Regions from separate parts of the Homo sapiens genome. Here region 2 is linked to region 1. A link is a loop called in an ENCODE intact Hi-C map of the cell type or tissue named here. Cell type or tissue: A673. All regions are shown on one strand. Links, peaks and the distances in the headings refer to the core of each region. The heading gives the core; the rest is flanking DNA.

The links. Peaks named below come from ENCODE experiments on the same cell type or tissue, not always from the same donor. Only the 100,000 strongest peaks of a DNase experiment are listed, where the experiment ranks them.
Region 2: it touches region 1 in a loop (2.7-fold over the local background); 22 of 110 quality-filtered maps call a loop at or near these places.

Annotation. Positions count from the first base shown.
Region 1 is chr9:4,748,812-4,751,730 of GRCh38, forward strand. No RefSeq gene overlaps it. Among named protein-coding and RNA genes, the nearest start is that of AK3, 9.1 kb to the left of the region's middle. In A673, for the core only: a CTCF peak has its summit at 1,420 (motif pointing right); a DNase peak (open chromatin) is centred at 1,420.
Region 2 is chr9:4,603,469-4,606,387 of GRCh38, forward strand. SPATA6L (spermatogenesis associated 6 like) reads right to left here. Exons shown (of 12, transcript NM_001353486.2): 10 at 1,879-1,972; 11 at 711-801. The coding sequence ends at 712. Among named protein-coding and RNA genes, the nearest start is that of PLPP6, 57 kb to the right of the region's middle. RefSeq lists enhancers at 2,026-2,919, 2,639-2,919. In A673, for the core only: a CTCF peak has its summit at 1,278; a DNase peak (open chromatin) is centred at 1,313; H3K27ac peaks cover 1,686 bases.

The sequences.
Region 1 (2,919 bases), core at 97-2,596:
CTCACCACTTCTGGGCTCTGACATCACAGGCCAGGCTGCTTATGACTATGAGCATTCTACTCACTCTGTGCAGACTCCAAAACCCTGAGCCACACTGTACTGCCGTCTACATGGAGAAATCTTCCTCACTCCACTCAGACTCTGGCACTTGTGCTGGGCAGCTCTCCTCTGCAGATGCCCTCTTCTTGCATATAGTTTAAATGTAGACCCAACGTGAGTCCCTGGTGGATTCGATGGATTAAAGTGAGGGAAAAAAAGAGATTTCTCCTGAGCTACTGGGAGAATAGAATTGTCATTAGCTGAGATTGGGAAGACTATAAGAGAAACAGGTTGGGTGAAAATATTAGAGTTGTTTTGGAATAAGTTAACTTCGAGATACCTGTTGGACATCCAGGCAGAGAAAATAAGGAAGGAGGCAGATGTATAAATTTTGACCACAGGGTAGAGGTCCAGGCTGGAGACATAAATTTGAGAGTTGTCAATATGTTTAAATTTTTGAGATGGTACAAGCTCACTAGGGAGCAACTTTAGATAGAGAGGAGAGGTCTGAAATCTGAGTTCTGAGGTTGTCTAACATTTTGAGGTTGGAAGATATGGAAGAAACATTGAAAAAACCTGAAAGAGAGGGAGAGGCCAATTAAGAAGAAAATTGGGTGAGTATGGTGTCGTGGAAGTCAATTGAAGAATGTGTTTCAAGAAGAATATGATGAAATGAGTCAAATTCTGCTGATAGGTAGGACTGAGAACTGATTGAAAATTATTTCTAGGCTGGGCACAGTGGCTCACGCCTGTAACCCCAGTACTTTGGGAGGCCGAAGTGGGCAGATCAGAAGGTCAGGAGTTTGAGACCAGCCTGGCCAGCATGGTGAAACCCTGTCTCCACTAAAAATACAAAAAATTAGCCAGGCATGGTGGCGCCTGCCTGTAGTCCCAGCTACTCAGGAGGCTGGGGCAGGAGAATCGCTTGAACCTGGCAGGTGGAGGTTGCAGTGAGCTGAGATCGTGCCACTCTACTCCAACCTGGGTGACAGAATGAGACTGTCTCAAAAAAAAAAAAAAAAAAAGGAAAAAGAGAAAAAAGAAAATTACTTCTAGTTGTCAAAAAAAACCCCTTATGAAATAAATTACATTTCATTTACAATTTATAGATTTAAAAAATGAGGATAATTTTGCCCCAAATTCCATAACTATTCAGCAGCTAAATTAGTGATTTCAAATTGTACTGGATGCATATAGGAAATGCTTTCTCTGAGGAGAAACTTCTGGGAGTAGAATTCAAATTATCCAGACAAGGATATTAGAGAAAAAAGAAAGATAAGGTCTAGACAAAAGTCAAGGAACAGAACAGAGAAGGTGGAACTCAGATACTACAATGTCATATTGTTTAACACTTTGCAAAAGAAACAGAAGAGGGCGCCTTAGAGCTAAGACAATTTTATTAGGACGTTCACTTGGAAAGATAAATAAGAATATCTGAGAAAGCCCTAAGAAAGACGGACAATGAGGAAGCCTGTACCATAAGAAAATAATATTGACACATATTTTAGTTTATTCTATGTCCTCCTCACCCCACTTGGGTTACAGAATTCCATACCGACCACTCATCAGCCTGATATATGGACACTCTTATCTGGCTGGGGCTCTGATACTCTATGCTGGACCAGACCACCCCCTCCACAGACATCCTTCTCACCACTTCTGGGCTCTGACATCACAGGCCAGGCTGCTTATCGCTATGAGCATTCTACTCACTCTGTGCAGACTCCAAAACCCTGAGCCACACTGTACTGCCGTCTACATGGAGACATCTTCCTCACTCCACTCAGACTGGCACTTGTGCCGGGCAGCTGTCCTCTGCGGATGCCCTCTTCTTGCATATATTTTAAATGTAGACCCAACATGAGTCCCTGGTGGATTCTGTGCTGCTATAACAAAATATTGAGACTGGATAACTTATAATGAAAAAGAAACATATTGGCTCACAGTTCTGGTGGCTGAGAAGTCCAAGATCAGGTGCTAGCATCTGGTGGGAGAGAGAGAGAGAGGGAGAGAGAGACAAAGAGACCATGCCTGAAAGCCCCTTTATTAAGGCACTAAACCCACTCAGGAGGGTGGAGCCCCATGGGCCAAATACTTAACCAAAGATCCCACCTCCCAACACTGTCTCAATGGCATAAATTTCAACGTAAGTTTTGATGGGGACAAATGTTCAAACCCATGGCAGCACATGAATAAAACAGAATAGAAAAGCCAAAAATTTTAAAAAATAAGAAAACCCAAAAATAAACTTAATGACATCTGGAAGTCTAATAAGTGGTAAATATGCCATCTCAAATCAATAGAGAAAAAGAAGACCTTCTTAATAAATAGTCCTGTCATAAATGGGTAGCCAGTGGAAGAAGATACAATCTGTCTTAGTCTGTTTTCCGTTGCTATAACAGAATACCTCAGACTGAGTAATTTATAAAGAAAATAAGCTTACTTAGCTCGTGATTCTGGGGGCTGGGAAGTCCAAGAGCAGGGTGCCAGCATCTGGTAAGGGCCTTCCTACTACATCATAATATGACAGAGTGCATCACATGGCAAGAGAGCAAGAGCATGTCAACCTCTCAGGTCTCTGGTCTTCTTATAAAGCCACCAGTCCCATTATGGAGGCCCTACCCTGATGACTTTATCTAATCCTAATTATCTCCCAAAGGCCCCACATCCAAATGCCACCAATCTATAAATTTGGGAGTTACATTTCCAACACATGAAATTAGGAGGACATGTTCAAACAAGAGCACCATCATATCTGTTTTTCCACTTAAGATAAATTCCAATGGATCAAATATCTAATTTTTTGAAAGAAGTAAAGCTATATAAATACTAGAAGAAAATATGATGAAAATTTTCTATAATCAAGAAATTGGAAACACT
Region 2 (2,919 bases), core at 297-2,796, 150 kb before region 1:
ACCATTGTGGAGGGTCAGGTGATACAGAGACAGCAGCAGGGTGGAGATGGGTAGGCAGGTTCTTGTTCAGTGCACACACCTAGTACATGTGTTTGCAAAGTTAAATGTGATTCCATTGTATGGCACTAAATACTGCGTATAAAGCAGTGAACAACAGAGACAGATTCTCTGATCTCATAAGGTTTCACTCCAGTAGAAGAGACAGATTTTAAACAATCAGCCCAGATAAAAATATAATAAGAAATTGTGTCATAATTTATGAAGGAAAAATGCTGTGTACTAAAGGGTACACATCACAGAGAGAGGGAGTGTCGTGTCATAGAAAATCATAAGCCTGGAAGGACAAATAGAAGTTATCCAGGCAGAGTCAGGAAGACATATTCCAGATGGAGAAAACAACATGTGCAGAGACCCCATGGCAGGAAAAAGCTCCGTGTTCAAGAAGCTGAAAGAAGGCCGGAAAGTCTATTAGATAAAGGGTGATGTTGCGGGCAGGGGAGATGATTACAAGAGGAAGCAAGAGAGCTGGAAGGCACGTGCACTGCAGTTATCATACAGAGCAAGGGAAGAACGCAGTTCTCAGGTCTCCTCCAAGTCTCCTGTCCTCCACACTTTCTAGTTACTTCATATTGATAGGAGGAAACTGAAATTCTTTTAGCAAACCAAGATAAGGAGAAGCACTTAAGCTGCTTACTTACATAAGACAGTACCTTAAAAATATCTCTGTTCATGCAGTGAGTATTTCTTCAGAGGGTAGCTTGGTCTTTCAATGATATAATTTACTTCAGAGGTAGAATCTTCCTACAATAAAAACAAATCCAGCAATTATGTTACCCATAACATAATAGAGATGGATGATACCCAGATGTGTAGTTTTGCATGTAGGAGGTCTGTGCATCCCATTTATGCCGTTATATGGGGTTCACTATATATGTGTGTATATAGAATCTTTCTTTTTTTGTAGAGACGAGGTCTCATTATGTTGCCAGGCTGGTCTTGAACCTCCTGGCCTCAAGGGATTCTCCCTCCTCAGCCTCCCAAAGTACTAGGATTATAGATTTGAGCCCCAAACCAGGCCTTTGTTTACATTTTAAAGAGATTCCTTGCCTGAAAAGGTTGGGAATTAAAGCAAAGCCAATGACTTTGCAGAAAAGAATTAAAGTAATTCACTACCCTGATGGTTAGGGCAAACAACATTTAGTTTTAAGTGTCATCCTGCAAATCTAGCATATGTCAGTATATAATAAGTCAAGAGGACTAATTCAACTACATGGCATCATTAAATTCAGCCACTGGGGGCACTGTTGTCCTATATTTGAATTCTTTGAGCAGGTGAACTGCCACTTAGCTGTGTATCTGAATCAGTGACAAAGTACTGGGAATACCTACCAATGGATCAGAAGCACTCCCCATACCCCTGTAAAAGTCATACAGCCAAAACCACCTTATTAAATTCTAGAACAACTTTCTTCCATGTTGTGGCCTTACATAGCTCACACAAACAACTGTATTCTTCCCTGGACTGGGATTCATGTGTGCAGGGGAAAGGAATGCTCTGTGGGCCACTTAGCCTGTCTTCTCTCAGTCCTTTGAAAGGACCTCTGCTTGATGAGTGCTGTGCACCAAATTAGCTGCTACTCCTCCGTTGGATCCAAGCCCCACTGTCTCATCCTCAGGAAGCCAGCCCTGACTCCCAGCCATGTCAAATACCCGCTACCATTCAATCTCAGGACAACAGGTAATCTCCTTGGTAAGCCTCACAATTTTCCACTTATTTCTGTGGTTATTTGATTAATGTCTGTCTCCCCGACTAGACTGTAGGTCCCTGTTCACATATTATTTAGTGAGCAAAGATCTAGTTTTATAAGAAAGTCTAACCTTGTTTTGGTGCAGCTGTGCTCTGTGGGATGTCAGAAGACTGCATACCCTCTCATGGATATTCTTCCATGTGGACTGAGAACCAGGATGGAACCTGCTCAACAGATGGAACAGGGTGGAATATTAAGCAGCTACTAAAAAGGACACTTAAAGCACATGACGGTATGGATTGATATTTAAAACTTAATTATAATAAAAAACAGCAGCATGCAAAATGGTAAACATAGTGTGATTTCAATGTCTTTCTTAAACCTACCCATAGGAAAAGCACTGGGGAATAAAAACTGCTCAGATGTTAAGAATTTTTTGTGTTTCTATGTGTGGCTATGAGTGATTCTTTTCTTCTTTGTACTTTCCTGTGTTTTTCAGATATTTCTCTCATGAACAAACCCTACTTTTACATTTAAAATTTTAATCTAAAACTTTTTAATATAAAATTTAAATCCGGTTTTCGGGGAGAGCCAAGATGGCCGAATAGGAACAGCTCCGGTCTCCAGCTCCCAGCGTGAGCGACGCAGAGGACGGGTGATTTCTGCATTTCCATCTGAGGTAGCGGGTTCATCTCACTAGGGAGTGCCAGACAGTGGGCGCAGGCCAGTGTGTGCGCGCACCGTGCGCGAGCCGAAGCAGGGCGAGGCATTGCCTCACTCGGGAAGCGCAAGGGGTCAGGCAGTTCCCTTTCCGAGTCAAAGAAAGGGGTGACAGATGGCACCTGGAAAATCGGGTCACTCCCACCCAAATACTGCGCTTTTCCTACGGGCTTAAAAAATGGCGCACCACCCACCTGGCTCGGAGGGTCCTACGCCCACGGAGTCTCGCTGATTGCTAGCACAGCAGTCTGAGATCAAACTGCAAGGCGGCAGCGAGGCTGGGGGAGGGGCGCCCGCCATTGCCCAGGCTTGCTGAGGTAAACAAAGCAGCCGGAAGCTCCAACTGGGTGGAGCCCACCACAGCTCAAGGAGGCCTGCCTGCCTCTGTAGGCGCCACGTCTGGGGGCAGGGCACAGACAAACAAAAAGACAGCAGTAACCTCTGCAGACTT